2 separate regions of the Mus musculus genome follow, and region 2 is linked to region 1. The links are chromatin loops, found by intact Hi-C in ENCODE. Cell type or tissue: left cerebral cortex. All regions are shown on one strand.

Region 1 (8,000 bases):
GGGGCTCCTCTCCTCATTTTACAGTCAAGAGGAGAGGAGAGTTCGGGAAACAAAGCAGGCAAGTGTCTCCACCGCGGGAGACGTTGGACTTCCCTGCCCCACTGCCCTGCACTAGACAGACTTGTCTGAACAACTCCGCAAAGCAGATTTCTCAGAAGTGCCATTCAGTCCTGCTGAGGAGATAGACAGATCCCTGGGAAAGTTTAAGGAACTGGAGTGGTGTGCTTGCTTGTCCTCTTCATACTAAGGAGAGAGAGACAGGAAGAGCCTGGAGCTCACAGGCCAGCTGCTCTTGCAGTATCAGAGTTCAGTGAGGAACCTTGTCTCAAAAAAAAAAAAAAAAAAAAAAAAAAAAAAGGTGGAGAGTCATAGAGGAAGACGGAACATATTGACCTCTGGCCTATGCACGTACACAGAATCTCTCTCTCTCTCTCTCTCTCTCTCTCTCTCTCTCACACACACACACACACACACACACACACACACACACACAAATTAAAAAGCCGCCCTTATTTGAATGTGATGATGCATACCTGTATTTCAGCAGGCAGGGGACAAGACTGGCAAATTTGATCCAGGCTACTTTGTTTCAAATAGAAAAGACTAGAATGCCAGGGATGGCTGTGAAAAGTGGTACAATACAGGCAGACAAGATGGCTCAGTGGTAAGGTCATTTGCCACCAAGCCCGAGGAACTTGGGAGTTTGACTCCCAGGACCTATCCAGTGTAAGGAGAGAACCAACTGTAACTGATTAAATTATCTAATCTTTATACCAATAAAGTACCAGAGGCTTAAACTATGGTAAAGACCTGCTAGCTCAGCAAGGCAACTTTCTTTTCTTTTCTTTTTTTTCTTAACTACATACAAAATATCTATTTACAAGCCTGATTCCACAACTAAACTGCTAGCTCTTTAGAAATTTCTTTCTGGGGCTGGAGAGATGGCTCAGTGGTTAAGAGCACTGACTGATCTTCCTAGAGGTCCTGAGTTCAAATCCCTGCAGCCACATGGTGTCTCTCAACTACCTGTAATGAGATCTAATGCCCTCTTCTGGTGCTGCCTGAAGACCGCTACAGTGTACTTAGATATAATAATAAATAAACCTCTTTTAGCTACAGTGTACTTAGATAAATAAATCTCTTTTTAAAAAAATAAATTTCTTTCTGAGTCAATCTACAGAGCTAGTCTACTTTTCTCTTGAGCTCCTCCAAACCGGAGAGGGCTTCTTAGCTCTCTTTCCTAGAATATTGTTTTACCTGTGTCCTGCCAGCTGTGTCTCTGTTTTCCTGTAAGTCAAAGAGAAAAATCCCTAGCCCTTACTTGGAGCTCCTTCCATAAAGAAGACTCTTCCAAGCAGAGAGAGAGAGAAGGGGAGATGGGAGAAAGAGAGTACTGGAGAGGGAAGAGGGAAGGGGAAAGGGGAAATGGGAAAGTGGGAAGAGAGAGAGAGAGAGAGAACCTCTCCCAAGCAAGTTGCCTTAAAGTTAGCAGGAACTTTCCATTTTTTAGCATTCTTATCTAATGAGGCTTTTAGAGGCGCACCTAAACTGCATCTCTACAGGACTCATTTAGCCGCCTTTGACAAATGCAATTATCTATTTAAACTCTTATATTTTGCTAACAATTAGCTTTTCTATGTACAATAATCAAGTATCCTGTAACACTAATTCCCAAAAGTTGTCCTCTGACATCCATACACATGCCGCAGCAAACACATAGTCTATGTAAATAAAAACGCAAGAAATAAAAAGAAGTCGAGCAATGGTGACAGATGCCTTTAATTCCAGCACTTGGGAGGCAGAGGAAGGCAGATTTCTGAGTTCTAGGCCAGCCTGGTCTACAGAGTGAGTTCCAGGACAGCCAGGGCTACACAGAGAAACCCTGTCTCAAAACAAACAAAAAGGAATGGACCAGGCAGCAGCTGGAGCAAAAGCTTCCAGTCACAGAAAGCCTGTGGTGTTCTTGGGCAGAATGCGAAGGCCAGAGGGATGGAATTGATGCATGGTGAGGAGCTCTGGCACAGTGGAGCATGCCTGTAAACGCCACACGGTGGAGCATGCCTGTAAACGCCGCTACTTAGGAGGCTGAAGCAGAAGGACCACTGGTTTGAGGTCAATCTGAACAATTTGGGAAACTCCATTTTCCCTAGCATTTATGATGGATTGAGTTTAATTCCCAGTGAAGAGGTGAAAGGTAAGAAAAGCACAAAAGGGGCTGGAGAGATGGCTCAGCAGCTAGGAGCACTGACTGCTCTTCAAATCCCAGCAACTGCCGGGCAGTGGTGGCACACGCCTTTAATCCCAGCACTTGGGAGGCAGAGGCAGGAAGGTTTCTGAGTTCGAGGCCAGCCTGGTCTACAGAGTGAGTTCCAGGACAGCCAGGGCTACACAGAGAAACCCTGTCTCGAAAAACAAAAACAAACAAACAAAAAAATCCCAGCAACTACATGGTGGCTCACAACCACCTGTAATGAGATCTGACGCCCTCTTCTGGTGCATCAGAAGACAGCTACAGTGTACTTACGAATAATAATAAATAAATCTTTGGGCTAGATGAAGCAAGGGCAGACCGGAGCGACCGGAGCAAGCAGAGGTCCTAAAATTCAATTCCCAACAACCACATGAAGGCTCACAACCATCTGTGCAGCTACCGATACTTGCGTACCCATGTACATAAAATAAATAAACAAACAAACAAATAAATATTTTGAAAAAAAAAGAAAAGAAAAGCAGGACAGTTTCTATACTTTTCAGCTTGAATACATAAGGGGCTAGAGACATGGCTCAGCAGTTAACACCGCCTGCTCTTTCAGAGGACCTGAGTTAGAGTCACAGAACCCACAAGCTACATACAGTCGCTTCCAGGGAATTTAGCTCCCTCTGCTGGCTTCTGTGGTCACTGCATGCATACAGTACATAAACATACAGGCAAAACACCCACGCACAAAATAAAATCTGAAACACAGACAAATATTAGGGAAGAGAGAAGCTTAAGAAGAAACCAAAACGGCTGGAGAGATGGCTCAGCAGTTAAAAACACTGACTGCTCTTCCAGAGGTCCTGAGTTCAATTCCCAGCAACCACATGGTGGCTCACAACCATCTGCAGTGGGATTTGATGCCCTCTTGAGGTGTGTTTGAAGACAGAACCAATGTACTCACATATAATAAATAAATAGTTTTAAAAGAAGAAGAAGGAGGAGGAGGAGGAGGAGGAGGAGGAGGAGGAGGAGGAGGAGGAGAAGGAGAAGGAGAAGGAGAAGGAGAAGGAGAAGGAGAAGGAGAAGGAGAAGAAGAAGAAGAAGAAGAAGAAGAAGAAGAAGAAGAAGAAGAAGAAGAAGAAGAAGAAGAAGAAGAAGAAAGAAAGAGGCGGAGGAGGAGGAGAAGAAGAAGAGGAAGAGGAGGAGGAAGAGGAAGAGGAAGAGGAAGAGGGAGAGGAAGCCCTGTACGTGAAGTTCCCGAAGTTCAGGCCTTGCCGCTGCCTTCAATCCAGAACAGAGCTGTCACATTCTCAGCGGAGCAGCTGCGACCCCACCAAGATCAGGCCAGCCTCCATTCCCTCATCCAACGACTCTCAGCCCAGGCTGCAGTCACACCCTCCTGGGCACCAGCCCCCGGTGCAGGGGATACTGCGCCAGTGGTTCTGGACTCCTGGGGTATTAGCATGTACAGGAAGTAAAAGATTCGTCGTTAAAGCTATGCAGCTTTCAGGAGGCTGGCGCACGCAGGGGCGGGGCTTCGGGATTCGGCTGTTTGGGGGTCATCCAAGACCCACAAAGTAAGTTACCATTTCCTCAGTGGTTGGGAGTGCTAGCTGCTCTACCAGAGAATTCTGGTTGAATTTCCAGCACCCACAGGGCAGCTCACAACTGTCTGTAACTTCAGTTCCGTGTTCTCACACAGACATACATGTAGGCAAAATAATACACATAAATAAAAATATCCGGGCGTGGTGGCACACGCCTTTAATCCCAGCACTTGGGAGGCAGAGGCGGGCGAATTTCTGAGTTCGAAGCCAGCCTGGTCTACAAAGTGAGTTCCAGGACAGCCAGGGCTACACAGAGAAACCCTGTCTCGAAAAACTAAAAAAAAAAAAAAAAAAAAAAAAAAAAATATATATATATATATATAATTTTTAAAAAGTCCTCTTTGGGCAATATAATTGTTTCGTGGGTAACAATGCTCACTGCCAAACCTGATGATCTAAATTCGAACCCACAGCCCACGTGGGTAGAAGGACAGACCACCTTTTGCAAGCTTTTCTCCTAGCTCCACACTCAAACTGTGGCATGTGGGTACCCACACATGTACACAATCAGTAAATCAATGGGATTTGTTGTTGTTGTTAATGTACTCTTGTTTGTATTCTGGTATCCAGGATGTGGAAACAGGAGGAGGATATCTGAGAGTTCAAGGCTATCCTGGTCTACATAGGGAGCTTCAGGTCAGCCAGGGGCTGTAGGAGACCTTTCTGCTCCTCTCCAACACACATACAAAAAGTACTCTCGCGAAATAGTTGTAAGCATTGAGAGACGTGTTAAGGTTTGCTGCCCCCTGCTGGAGCGTTCTGGAAATTGAGCTGGTAGAGCTCTTGCTTAGCATTCTCAAGGCCCTGGGTTTCATTCCTATAATATTTTATTTTGGTATATAAGTCTATACCAAAATTAAAATAACCCTTCAGTGAGAAGCCCTGAAGACCTACTCAGTGAAAATCCCTGCAGACCTATTCTGCTTGATAAAACAAACTGTAAGCTAATGTCTTTCAGCATAGCTACAAAGCAGGGGAAAGACTTCAGCCAGTGGTTCTCAACCTGTGGGCCACAATCCCCAACGACCCTTTCACAGGGGTTCACTAGGACCACCAGAAAACCCAGATATTTACATTATGATTCACAACAGCAAAATCACAGCTATGAAGTAGCAACAAAAATAATTTCACGGTTGGGGATAAGGAACTGTATTAAAGGGTCGACAAACGTCAGGAAGGTTGAGAATCACTGCACTAGATCAAAGCTAAGCTTGGAGGCTTATCCTGTATCCTTGGCACTCAGACTGAGGCAGGAGACCTCAGCAAGTTCTGGGCCAACCTGGGCTACACAGAGTTTAAGGCCAGTTTGGTTGCACTTAGTCCATGCTTAGTCCAGCCATCCTGACCCTCTGTTAATCTCAGGCCCAGCCCCTGCCAAGTGGCCTACTAACTGGAGGAGTCTGGAGATACCTTGGAAGTCGTCCAGGACACTGACCCCATCAAACAGAAGGGGATTATGGCCAAGATGCAGGAGTGATTTTCAGAGACACCAGAATGAAAGACAAATTCAAAGCTCTGTTCTCTGCACCTGGAAGACCACCGCTAGCAAAGCCCTCTCCACGGTGCTGAAGGTACGGCCCCTCCTCACTGTCACTAATGCAAATCCTATGAGGAAACAAAGCAAGAGGAACCAGACCTGTGGTGTCTGTCTGCAGCCTCACCCCTACTGCCTGAGCCGGGACACCCGACAGAAATGTTCAGGTACCAGGAAGGACAGGGACATTTGGGGATACAAAGCAAGGTCCAGTGTTCCATCTTTTCCTTTATTTCAGATGAGAAGATATAACTATTTTTTGAAAGATTTTAATCTTTTTTTAAAAAAACAGATTTTCTCTCTGTAGCCCTGGCTGTCTTGAAATTCGCTCTGTAGACCAGACTGGCTTCAAACTCAGAGATCCTCCTGCCTCTGACTCCTGAGTGCTGGGACTAAAGGCATCTGTTACCAGTATCCAGCTAATTATTTTTAATGTTAAAAAAATTTAAATCTATGTATGAGTGTGTGTTTATTCATGCTATATGCATGTGCGTGCAGTGCCTGTGTAAGCCAGAATAGGGCATTGGGTGCCTTGGGGCTGGAGTCACATAAGTTTGAGAGCTAGCTGCCTCTATGGGTGCTGGGAGCTGAACTCTGGTCCTCTGGAAAACTAGCTGGTGTTGCTCACCTCTGAGTTGTCTCTCCAGCAAGACTTTATATCTAATTATATGTAACTATACTTTTTCTTTACTTTCATAGCAAAATATTTTATCTTCTTTTTTTTTTAGTTTTTTAAAAATATTTTTAAAAGATTTTTAAAAATCTGCATGTGTGCCTGGTACCTGTGGAAGCCAGAAGAGGGTATCAGACTCCCTGGGACTGGAGTTAGAGACACGTGTGAGCTGCCGTGGTAATGACGAGAATCCAGCCCAGGTTCTCATAAAGAACATCTGGTACTCTTGGTACTTTTTTTTGTTTTTGTTTTTGTTTTTGTTTTTTTTGTTTTTCGAGACAGGGTTTCTCTGTATAGCCCTGGCTGTCCTGGAACTCACTTTGTAGACCAGGCTGGCCTCAAACTCAGAAATCCGCCTGCCTCTGCCTCCCAAGTGCTGGGATTAAAGGCGTGTGCCACTATGCCTGGCACATCTGGTACTCTTAACCGCTGAGCCATCTCTCCAAACCCTGGAGTTTTCATTGTTTTTTGTTTGTTTGTTTGTTTTTTAAGATTTATTTTTTTAAAGATTTATTTATTAATATATGTAAGTACACTGTAGCTGTCTTCAGACACTCCAGAAGAGGGAGTCAGATCTTGTTGCAGATGGTTGTGAGCCACCATGTGGTTGCTGGGATTTGAACTCTGGACCTTTGGAAGAGCAGTCGGGTGCTCTTACCCACTGAGCCATCTCACCAGCCCAAGATTTACTTATTATATGTAAGTACACTGTAGCTGTCCTCAGACACTCCAGAAGAGGGCATCAGATCTCATTATGGATAGTTGTGACCCACCATGTGGTTGCTGGGATTTGAACTCAAGACTTCTGGAAGAGCAGTCAGTACTCTCAACCGCTGAGCCATCTCTCCAGCCAGAGTTTTCGTTCTTATTTTCCTTTTTAAAAGTTTTACTTTGTTACTTTAAAATTGCGTGTAAACGTGTGCGTGCGCGTGGGATGAGCACATAAGTGCAGATGCTTAGAGGCCAGAGGCATCTGGTTCCCCACAGCTGAAGTTACAAGTGATTGCGAGCTGACTACTGTGCGTGCTAGGAGTACAGCTCGTGCTGTCTGAGATGGCTTTGAGAGATCTTTTCAGTGCTTGCTTTTGTTTCTATTTTTTAATTTTAAAAATTAGTTTATTTTTGCATATATATGAGTACACTGTAGCTGTCTTCAGACACACCAGAAAAGGGCACCAGAGTCCATTACAGAGGGTTGTGAGCCACCATGTGGTTGCTGGGAATTGAACTTTGAATCTCCGGAAGAGCGTCAGTGCTCTCAACTGCTGAACCACCTCTCCAGCCCCATGCTTTTGTTTCTTGACTCAGTGTCTCCTACCCTAAACTGGCCTCAAAGTCTGATTTAGTTGTGGATGACATTTAGCTGAGTGGTAGCGAGTGCCACCATGCCTGGTCTGTGCTATACTGAGGACAAAACTCAGGGCGTGGTATGCAAGGCATAGTACTTCAAATGAGCTACAAGCCCAGGCTGTTGGGTTTTTTCTTTTTTAAAAAAGATGTATTTATTTATTATATGTGAGTACACTTTTGCTGTCCTCAGACCCACCAGAAGAGGGCATTACATCTCACTACAGATGGTTGTGAGCCACCATGTGGTTGCTGGGAATTGAACTCTGGACCTCTGGAAGAGCAATCAGTGCTCTCAACCGCGGAGCCATCTCTCCAGCCCTAAGCCCAGGTTTTTAACCAAACCTCTTAGTAATTTTATCTATTGCTTTGACAAAAGCAACTGAAGGGAGAAAGGTTTGATGCTGGCTCACAGTTTAGGGTGCAGATTGTGAGGCAGCAGAAGCGTGAAGTAGCAGATCACGTGAACCATCAGTCAACAGAAAGCAACCTGTGCACCCTGCCGCTTTGTTCCCTTTCTCTACTCTTTCCGTTCAGGACCCAGTTAGGGAATGGCACCGCTCACAGTGGATAGGGAATGGCACCGCCCACAGTGGGCAGGTCTTCCCTCTTCAAGGCTATCAAGATAATTGTCTGTAG
Region 2 (8,000 bases), 55 kb before region 1:
CGATCTATCTCTGATCTATGCAGTTAAGCCTGGCCAGGCTTGCCTCTCCAGAAAAGGAGCACCACAAGGGAGGACAGCAGAGGAAGGACTCCCTTCAGGGCTCCTGCTGCCCTTGCAGGTGGAGTGTGGAAGACCCTGCATAGGAAAAGAATCCCAGCCACTTTCCCCCCCCTCCCTTAGTGTTGGTTTATTTGTGGTTTTTCTCCTTTTGAGACGGGTTACAGCTTTTTGCCCAGGGTTGCCTCCAGCTCTTGGGTTCAAGAGATTCTCCTGGCTCAGCCTCCAGTAGCTTAGCCACAGGTGCCCAACTGAGAGGTCTAACAGCGGTGTTCTAGATGAGGGAATACCTGGTGGGTCCCCTGGAGTGGGAGCGATCTCAGAGGGAACAGGTTCCGTAATTTCCCCCTAACCCACGCACGAATTTCCAAGAAGGTAGGCTGAACAGCCACTTTCTGGTTGGACAACTGCTGAAGAGGAAGCCCACGGTCCTGAGTGCTTAATCTCCTCTAAATTGGAGCACACTGCCACCAAGTGGGCCACCGGAGACCAACAGCACTGGCTGCCCCATTCAAACACAATTTATAGAAACTTTATTAAAGGATAAAGGGGCGTTGGCTCCCAGTCCAATGGGCAGGCCAACAATAAATAAGGCTAAAGGAAGAGGTGAGTGCAGCAGAGGAGAAGCCCAGTAAAGACCGGAGTCATGATGGAGAGTCCTGTGGGACCACAGGGCCAATTGGAACGAAACGCTGGAGAAAGAGAGAGAGAAAAAAGAGGGCTTGTCATGTTCCATCACTTCTCCGTAGAGGAAGCAAGGTCAACCTGCTGCTGTCCCATAGGCTGTCGGCATGCTGGCTGTATACTGAAGGCTCACCAGGGCATCTTGCCATTCAAGCGTTGTGACCACGGGGTTGGTGAAGACCCGGGTGGGCCCGGGAGGTGGGGCTCGGCTGGTGTAGAAGGCGCATTCATCATCCAGGTGAGCCTCCTGGAAGCTATGGATGGTGTCGAGACACGCCCTGAGGCGCTGCCTCAGAGCCAGGGTCCGAGGGGCCAAGCTGCTGGGGCCTGAAGGCCATGGAGAATTCAGAGGGGGCCTCTGGAGTTATATTTCTTCCGGGTGCCGCCCCACCCCTTCCCTACCCCTCCTCCTCCCCCATGAGTGCAGCCACTTAGAAAGACAGGACAAGGCACGGACCTGGTGCAAGGCAGGGCTCACTCCTAGAAAGACAGAGCCTTTTCTTCATGTCCTTTGCCAGCCAATTCCTTACCTGAATAGCCTGTTGGGTAGAGTGAGTGAATAGAGGGGCTGGCACAGACTGGGCTTTGGGACGAGAAGGTCAAGCTGGCTGTTGCTGGAGGCCCCTGATTGCAACAGGGCTGCGTGCTGGACTCTGGGGTTCCAGCTTCCAGAGCGCAGGCTGCCGATGCTCCCGGCTCTGTCCTAGGGCAGGCCATGGGGGGCTCAGCCTGTCCCCGACAGCTAGGCAGAGGGGGTCCGGACAGTGCTGGAAGGCACGGCTCCGGCAGCTCTGGCTCAGCTCTGTGTGGCACTGGGGGCTTTAGTTCTGTGGTAGAACAGGGCTGAGCCGCCTTAGTCTCCTCAGGGTAGGCCTGTGGCTCCTCACACTCTTCCGAAAGGAGGGGCTCTGTCGCACCAGAGTGTTGTGACAGTCCAACAAGGGCAGCTCCAGAATTGTGTTCTGAAGCTGTCAGAGTTCTAGAAATTTCAGCCGTCGGGAGCTTTAGTTCAGTCATATCGAAAGCAGAGCCTCCATTCAGAGGGGCACCATCGCCCATGGCCAGCCCCTCTACCTCCTGCTGCAAGAGCTGTTGCAAAATATTGATGCGCTGTGGTGGGAGAGAGTATCCCAGCGTGTCACCGTGTGTTCCCAAGCTCCCCACCCCCACCCGCAATGTCATCCCCTACCCTTCCTTCCAGCTCCCCTTCCCCCAAGCCTTCTCATGGAAAAGAAGCCATGAGAGCTGCTGCCCCTACAGGCCCACCTGTATCCTTAGCTCCTGGTGGCTGGGGGTTCTCTTGGGGCGAGGCCCGGAAGTGCTTGCCACCGATGGTTTCCTGGGTTCCTTCTGCAAGGTGATGCGACTCTCCTGGTCAAACAACTTCATAGCAATCTGCCTCTGCCACAGAAGGAAAGGGGGCGGGTGAGGAAGCCACATGAAGGTAGAGAGCACTCTTTCCTCCCCCTCTTGGAATGGGTCAAAGCTGGTGGTTCTTTTTAAAACCAGGTATGGTGGTGCAGGCCTACATACAGCAGAGCCGATATTAGCTCCCAAGACGCTAAGGCAGGAGAATCAACAGTTTGAGGTTCAGGCTGTTGTGATGTTCATAACACATAAACACAGAAGGATAAAAAAAAATTTTTTTTTCAAGACAGGGTTTCTCTCTCTGTGTAGCCCTGGCTGTCCTGGAACTCACTCTGTAGACCAGGCTGGCCTCGAACTCAGAAATCCACCTGCCTCTGCCTACCAAGTGCTGGGATTAAAGGCATGCACCACCATTGCCCGGCAAAATTTTTTTTTTCAAAGTTTGAGACTATCAGAAGATAGACACAGAGACAGACAGGCATTCTGAACACAGAATAGGAAGGAGAGAAGGAGAGGCAGGAGGCGAAGACACCTACCTCACATCACAAGGCTGTCAGCCCTCCAGGCCAGTGGGACGGTGCCACAGACCTCAGTACAGGAAGGATTTAGACACTTACCCAGGGCAGGGCAGGCTCTTCAGGGGAGGAATGAGGGGAGAGGCCACTCAGCCACTGAGCCTATGTCAGACAGGACAGATCACCCATGAGTGACACCCACTCCTCTGGCCTGTCATAGACCTCCTCTCTCCCCCACCCCCCGCGCACCCCCAATTCCCATCCAGTATATCTGTCCTTACCAAGGACTTACACTGCTGTCCACCTGTCCTTACCAAGGACTTACACTGCTTCATCCATCTGTCCTTCCTCCCTTCCTCCCTAGTCCTGGCCCCTACTGGTTCCCTCCTTTGCTTTCTCCTACCTGCTGAACTTTAGGTAGCGATCGGAGGGGTGTGAATTGGGCTTTCCGTCGAATGGCAAAGCGTTTCATGGATGAATATGTGCTCTGAGGAGAGAGGTGGTTGGCTGAGCAGGGCTTCCAGCCAAACTCTTCTCATCCTGCCCAGCCCAAGGGTTGTTGATAGAAATCACAGCTGAGAGGCCTGGGGAGCGAACACCCTGAGACTGTCTATAAACAGCTGACTGTTCGGTGATGGAAGGTGGTACTATACAACTGGGCTGCAGGAATGGGGGAGGGAGGGCAGCAGATGGGAGCCATCACCGTCCAGTGGAGGCCCCCAAAGCTACCTTCCTGTTCTCCCCACTGCAGCAGCTACTCTTTGGGGGCTCACGTAGGGAAGAGGCTAGGAGTACAGGCACACTGCCACGATGTGCGGCGCTTGAGTGGTTTATTCAAGTGAGAAACCAACTCTCTCTCCCTATTCATGCATCTCCCCCTGACTCTTGTTCAGCCCAAGAAAGAGCAGAGAACTTAAACTTGTTTGTAGCTCTTTACCAAGGACTTATAGTGCTTTGTCCATCTGTCCTCACCAAGGACTTACAAGTGCTCTGTTCGTCTGTCCTTACCAAGAACTTACACTGGTTTGTCTGTCCTTACCTCATCTCTCACCTGTCGTCACTGCAAACTCATCTCAGACCCTCTTCTCGTCTAGGCTTCAACCTCTCTGGTCTGTTTTGCCAACTCACAAAGACTAGATGTCTCCTCTCCTCGGGGCTTCTGCATCTGCAGCCCTCCCCATCTTGTCTGAGTCACAGCCTCAACTCTGGTCTCATAGGCAATCCTTATCTTCCCAATGACAGTGCCTTAGCCATACTACATTTTGTAAAAAGACTGCTTAGCATGCCCTTTGTAAACATTAAACAATTTTTTTCCCGAATTTATGTATGTGTTGGATGCCCATGTGAGCCAGAAGAGGGCATCAGATGTCTTGAGAGGGAATTACAGGCAGGCAGGTTTTTTTTTTTCTCCCAAGACAGGGTTTCTTTGTATAGCCTTGACTGTCCTGGAACTCACTCTGTAGACCAGGCTGGCCTTGAACTCAGAAATTTGCCTGCCTCTGCCTCTCAAGTGCTGGGATTAAAGGTGTGCGCCACCATGCCTGGCTGGCAGGCAGTTATAAGTTCTGGCAGGCAGTTATAAGTTGACCAATGGGAGTTAAGTTGCCAGCCCTACTCATCCATTCCCCTACACACACACACACACACACACACACACACACACACACACACACACACACACACACCTTCTATTTTTAAACACAGGGTTTTGCTACATAGCCGAGGCTGTCCTGGAATTCACGATGGCTCAGCCCCAGGCAATTCTCCTGCCTCCTCTGGGTTACAGTCATGTTCCACCAAGCGTGGCTCTAAACTACCAATTTATGACACCAATCCTTCTCCCACGTCCTTTCAGTACCTTATACATTTAGTTTTAGAAAGAACATGTCACCATGTGACATCCTATATATTTCATTTTACATTTGTGGGGTGGGGTTTATTTTGTCTTTTATTATTTTGCCCCCCTTTCTAGAATATACACACACACACACACACACACACACACATATGTATATATATACACACACACACACACATACACACATATATATATATACACACACACACATACATACACATACACACACACACACACACACACACACACACACACACACACACATATATTTTTTCTGGAACTAGAACCATGGCTGAATCCAAAAGCCAGTTAGCAAATGCCAGTGGAATGAAGGAATTAATGCTTGGTTGGTAAGTGTTGGCCATGTTTAAGCCACTGTACTGATTTGATAGTGACACACATAACAGTCTGTCATCTCTCACCCTGGGTCCCAGATACCCAACAAAGGAAGTCAGATCTACCCTGAAGAGGGCTTGGTCCCAACTCCAGCAAAAGACCAAATACCCTGAGTCCCGGGTCTGCCAATTCTACCCACAACCCTCAGTGTGCCTCCTGAACACCCCTTCCCCATCCTGGGAGGGTCTCGGCTCACCCTGGTGTTTGTCAGACTTTCTTTTAATGGTATCCGTTGAGCCAGACCCAGATGATGTCTTCCCCCTCCGTCGTCGGAGTGAGGGACAGCCTCCTGCTCGCCTCGGAGGGGTAAGGAAGCTGGGAGGAGACAGGACATTCATTTCCTGTAGTATCTACAACACCAAAGTCTACCCGTTCAGCATCCCCCGAGAGCACAATAATACCTTGGCAAACACTTATCAATCCCAATGCCCTGGGTGGGCTGGTGGCCATGGCTCACAAGGGACTGGGACAGAGAACACAGTAGACATTGTCTTGCAGGAAGTGGCAGGGAGAGGGCAGAAACAGAGATACACGCACAACTAGGCTGACCTCTGACCTTCCCGGGAGGTCTTGTCTGCTGTGTGTGTGTGTGTGTGTGTGTGTGTGTGTGTGTGTGTGTTTTTGGGATGTGAATGCTGGAGGAGCACGCCACCACTGAGCCAGACCTCCCTCCAACCTCTCCCTTACTTCACCCCACTCCCTGAGGCCTGCTGACCCTTGCCTTCCTGGTGCAGGCACTCACCCTTCCTTTGTTCCCACATCCACACAAACTCACCAGGCTGAACCGGGGTCTTCAGGAGCAGTCTTGAGGCTTGGCTTGCTGAGGTCCTTCTGTCAGTACAGTCCCCGTCCCTGAGTGCCAAGCAAGGGCTGGGCATTAGCTAAGGGCTTTGCAAACACCAGCGCAGTAGCCTCTAACAGTACCAGTGTTAACCTCACTTGGCCGATGGGGATGCAGAAGCCAAGACGCAGGCAGGTTAAGGTGAGCTTGCACAGCTAGTAGTGGTAAGGGTCAGGAATTGAACTCAAAAGCCATCTATTGTCAGTTTACGCTGTAGCCAAATGACGCAGCGCTCCCCATGTCCTCCATGTCATAGATAAGGCTCAGCTGTCAAAGTCTGAACCCTCGGCCCTGCCCAGTGACTTTTTCCCGTCTGGGGTCGAAAGGGAATCTACACTCTCCTTACCTGCCGCCGCCACATGTCTCTCTTCTTAGCTCCTGTAAGCTGGGTCGAGTGGAGGAGTGAGAGGAGCCTGGAGGTGGATTCTGATCCACGGCAAGACAGGAAAACAGAGTGAGAAACAGCCCCGAGCCAGACACGAACACCACCCCGTCTCTCGCGACAGAACCCAGCAGTTCATCTTGAGATATTGTCCCAAAGTCTGCTCTGCCCCAAGAAGCAGTGAGTGTCAGCCCCTCAGGAGTACTCACCAGAGCCTCTAACCGGGGTGGGGACAAAGTGTGGTCCCGGAGTCCCGGGCCCTCCAGTCTTGAGAAGCAGGAAGCCCTGGCAGGACCCACTTGATGGGTGGGGATTCTGGGAGCCAGGTATGCAGAAGACCTTGCACTCTGGACCACCAATAAAAGCTGTCAGCAAGACTCAAAAATCACCCTTAGTCCACCCCAGCCTGGTCTCACCTCCTTCTCATTACCTGGCCCCTCTGGGTGGTGCCTCCCTTTCTCTCACGGACTAGCACTCTCTGAGCCAGACTGGACCGGTACCCCTGGGGACAGCTCTTCACTCCCTCACCTGACAAGATGGTGGCCAGGGCTGCAGGGTCAGCCACAAACTCTATAGCCCCTATGGCCTCTGCAAGGGAAGAGACAGGATGAGGGGAGGCCGAGGGACAGGTGCTGCTCATACCCAGTAACAGTGAGCGAAAGAAACATTATCCAAGCCAGGCTATGCGGTGCACGCCTGTAAAACCAGAATGTAGGATACTGAGGCAGGAGAACCAGGTGTTCAAGGCCAGCCACCAGCTCATAGAGAGCTCAGAGCCTGGACTACATAAGGTCTTAAGAGACGGGAGGAGATCATTCGGTTGAACCTAAGCTCACCAAAGTTTGAAGAATTTCATGTAAGCTATTGCTCTAAACAGTGGGGTATAACATAAAACAACGGTTTTGCCATACAGGACCCATCACCGGGGGCTGGAGAGATGCCATGGGGATTAAGAGCAGTCACACGGTTACTGTTCTTGCACAGGACTGACTGGTGTTCAGTTCTTAGCATCTACGTCAGGTGGCCGGCCTGGAACTCCAGCTCTAAGACAATCCAGTGCCTCCGGCCCCCACAGGCACCTGCTCACACATACACATCATTAAAACCAATCTCTTTTTAGAGGCTAGAGAGATGGCTCAGTTGCTAAGAGCCACTGGCTGTTCTTCTGGGAGACCTGGGTTCTACTTCCAGCACCCACATGGCAGCTCACGGCCAGCTATAACTTTAGCTCTAGGGATTCCAATGTCCTCTTCTGAACTCCATGGGTACTGCACTCACATGGACTCACATAAAATAAAAAATAGATCTTTAAGCCGGGCGTGGTGGCGCATGCCTTTAATCCCAGAACTTGGGAGGCAGAGGCAGGCGGATTTCTGAGTTCGAGGCCAGCCTGGTCTACAAAGTGAGTTCCAGGACAGCAAGGGCTACACAGAGAAACCCTGTCTCAAAAAAAAAAAAATAGATCTTTAAAATATATATTTATGGGCTGGTGAGATGGCTCAGTGGTTAAGAGCACCCGACTGCTCTTCCGAAGGTCCGGAGTTCAAATCCCAGCAACCACATGGTAGCTCACAACCATCTGGAACAAGATCTGACTCCCTCTTCTGGAGTGTCTGAAGACAGCTACAGTGTACTTACATATAATAAATAAATAAATCTTTAATATATATATATATTTATTGTTGAAAAGGAAGAATTAAAGCTGAAGTATGGACAGATTATAAAGACTCAGCATAACAATGAGCAAATGACTGTGACTGTCTTGCCCAGGGTTGCTAAAAAGGCCCAGAAGATGTCTTTTTTTTTTTAGATACAATATAATTGTTTAGGCCTGGAGTTCAATAGGTAAAAGGTGTCCAATTCACAGAGACCACTTGCCTCTGCCTCCTAAAGTGCTGG

Evidence for each region. A loop is a pair of places that touch in the nucleus more often than their neighbours do. Peaks named below come from ENCODE experiments on the same cell type or tissue, not always from the same donor. Only the 100,000 strongest peaks of a DNase experiment are listed, where the experiment ranks them.
Region 2: a loop joins it to region 1, with 1.9 times the contacts of the local background. A loop is called at or near these places in 2 of 42 quality-filtered maps.

What each region holds. Positions count from the first base shown.
Region 1 is chr15:99,021,367-99,029,366 of GRCm38, reverse strand. It overlaps Gm41398 (a long non-coding RNA gene), which reads left to right and starts at 5,086. Exons shown (of 3, transcript XR_875654.2): 1 at 5,086-5,508. In left cerebral cortex, CTCF peaks have their summits at 2,886 (motif pointing left), 4,550 (motif pointing left) and 5,871; a DNase peak (open chromatin) is centred at 4,552.
Region 2 is chr15:99,075,977-99,083,976 of GRCm38, reverse strand. It overlaps Troap (trophinin associated protein), which reads right to left. Exons shown (of 14, transcript NM_030159.1): 4 at 6,532-6,689; 5 at 6,311-6,448; 6 at 6,066-6,145; 7 at 5,654-5,730; 8 at 5,075-5,193; 9 at 3,028-3,111; 10 at 2,727-2,786; 11 at 2,008-2,142; 12 at 1,272-1,851; 13 at 875-1,068; 14 at 568-749. The coding sequence ends at 702. It overlaps Mir6960 (microRNA 6960), which reads right to left and starts at 3,172; the gene lies at 3,112-3,172. In left cerebral cortex, CTCF peaks have their summits at 530 (motif pointing left) and 3,965 (motif pointing right); a DNase peak (open chromatin) is centred at 506.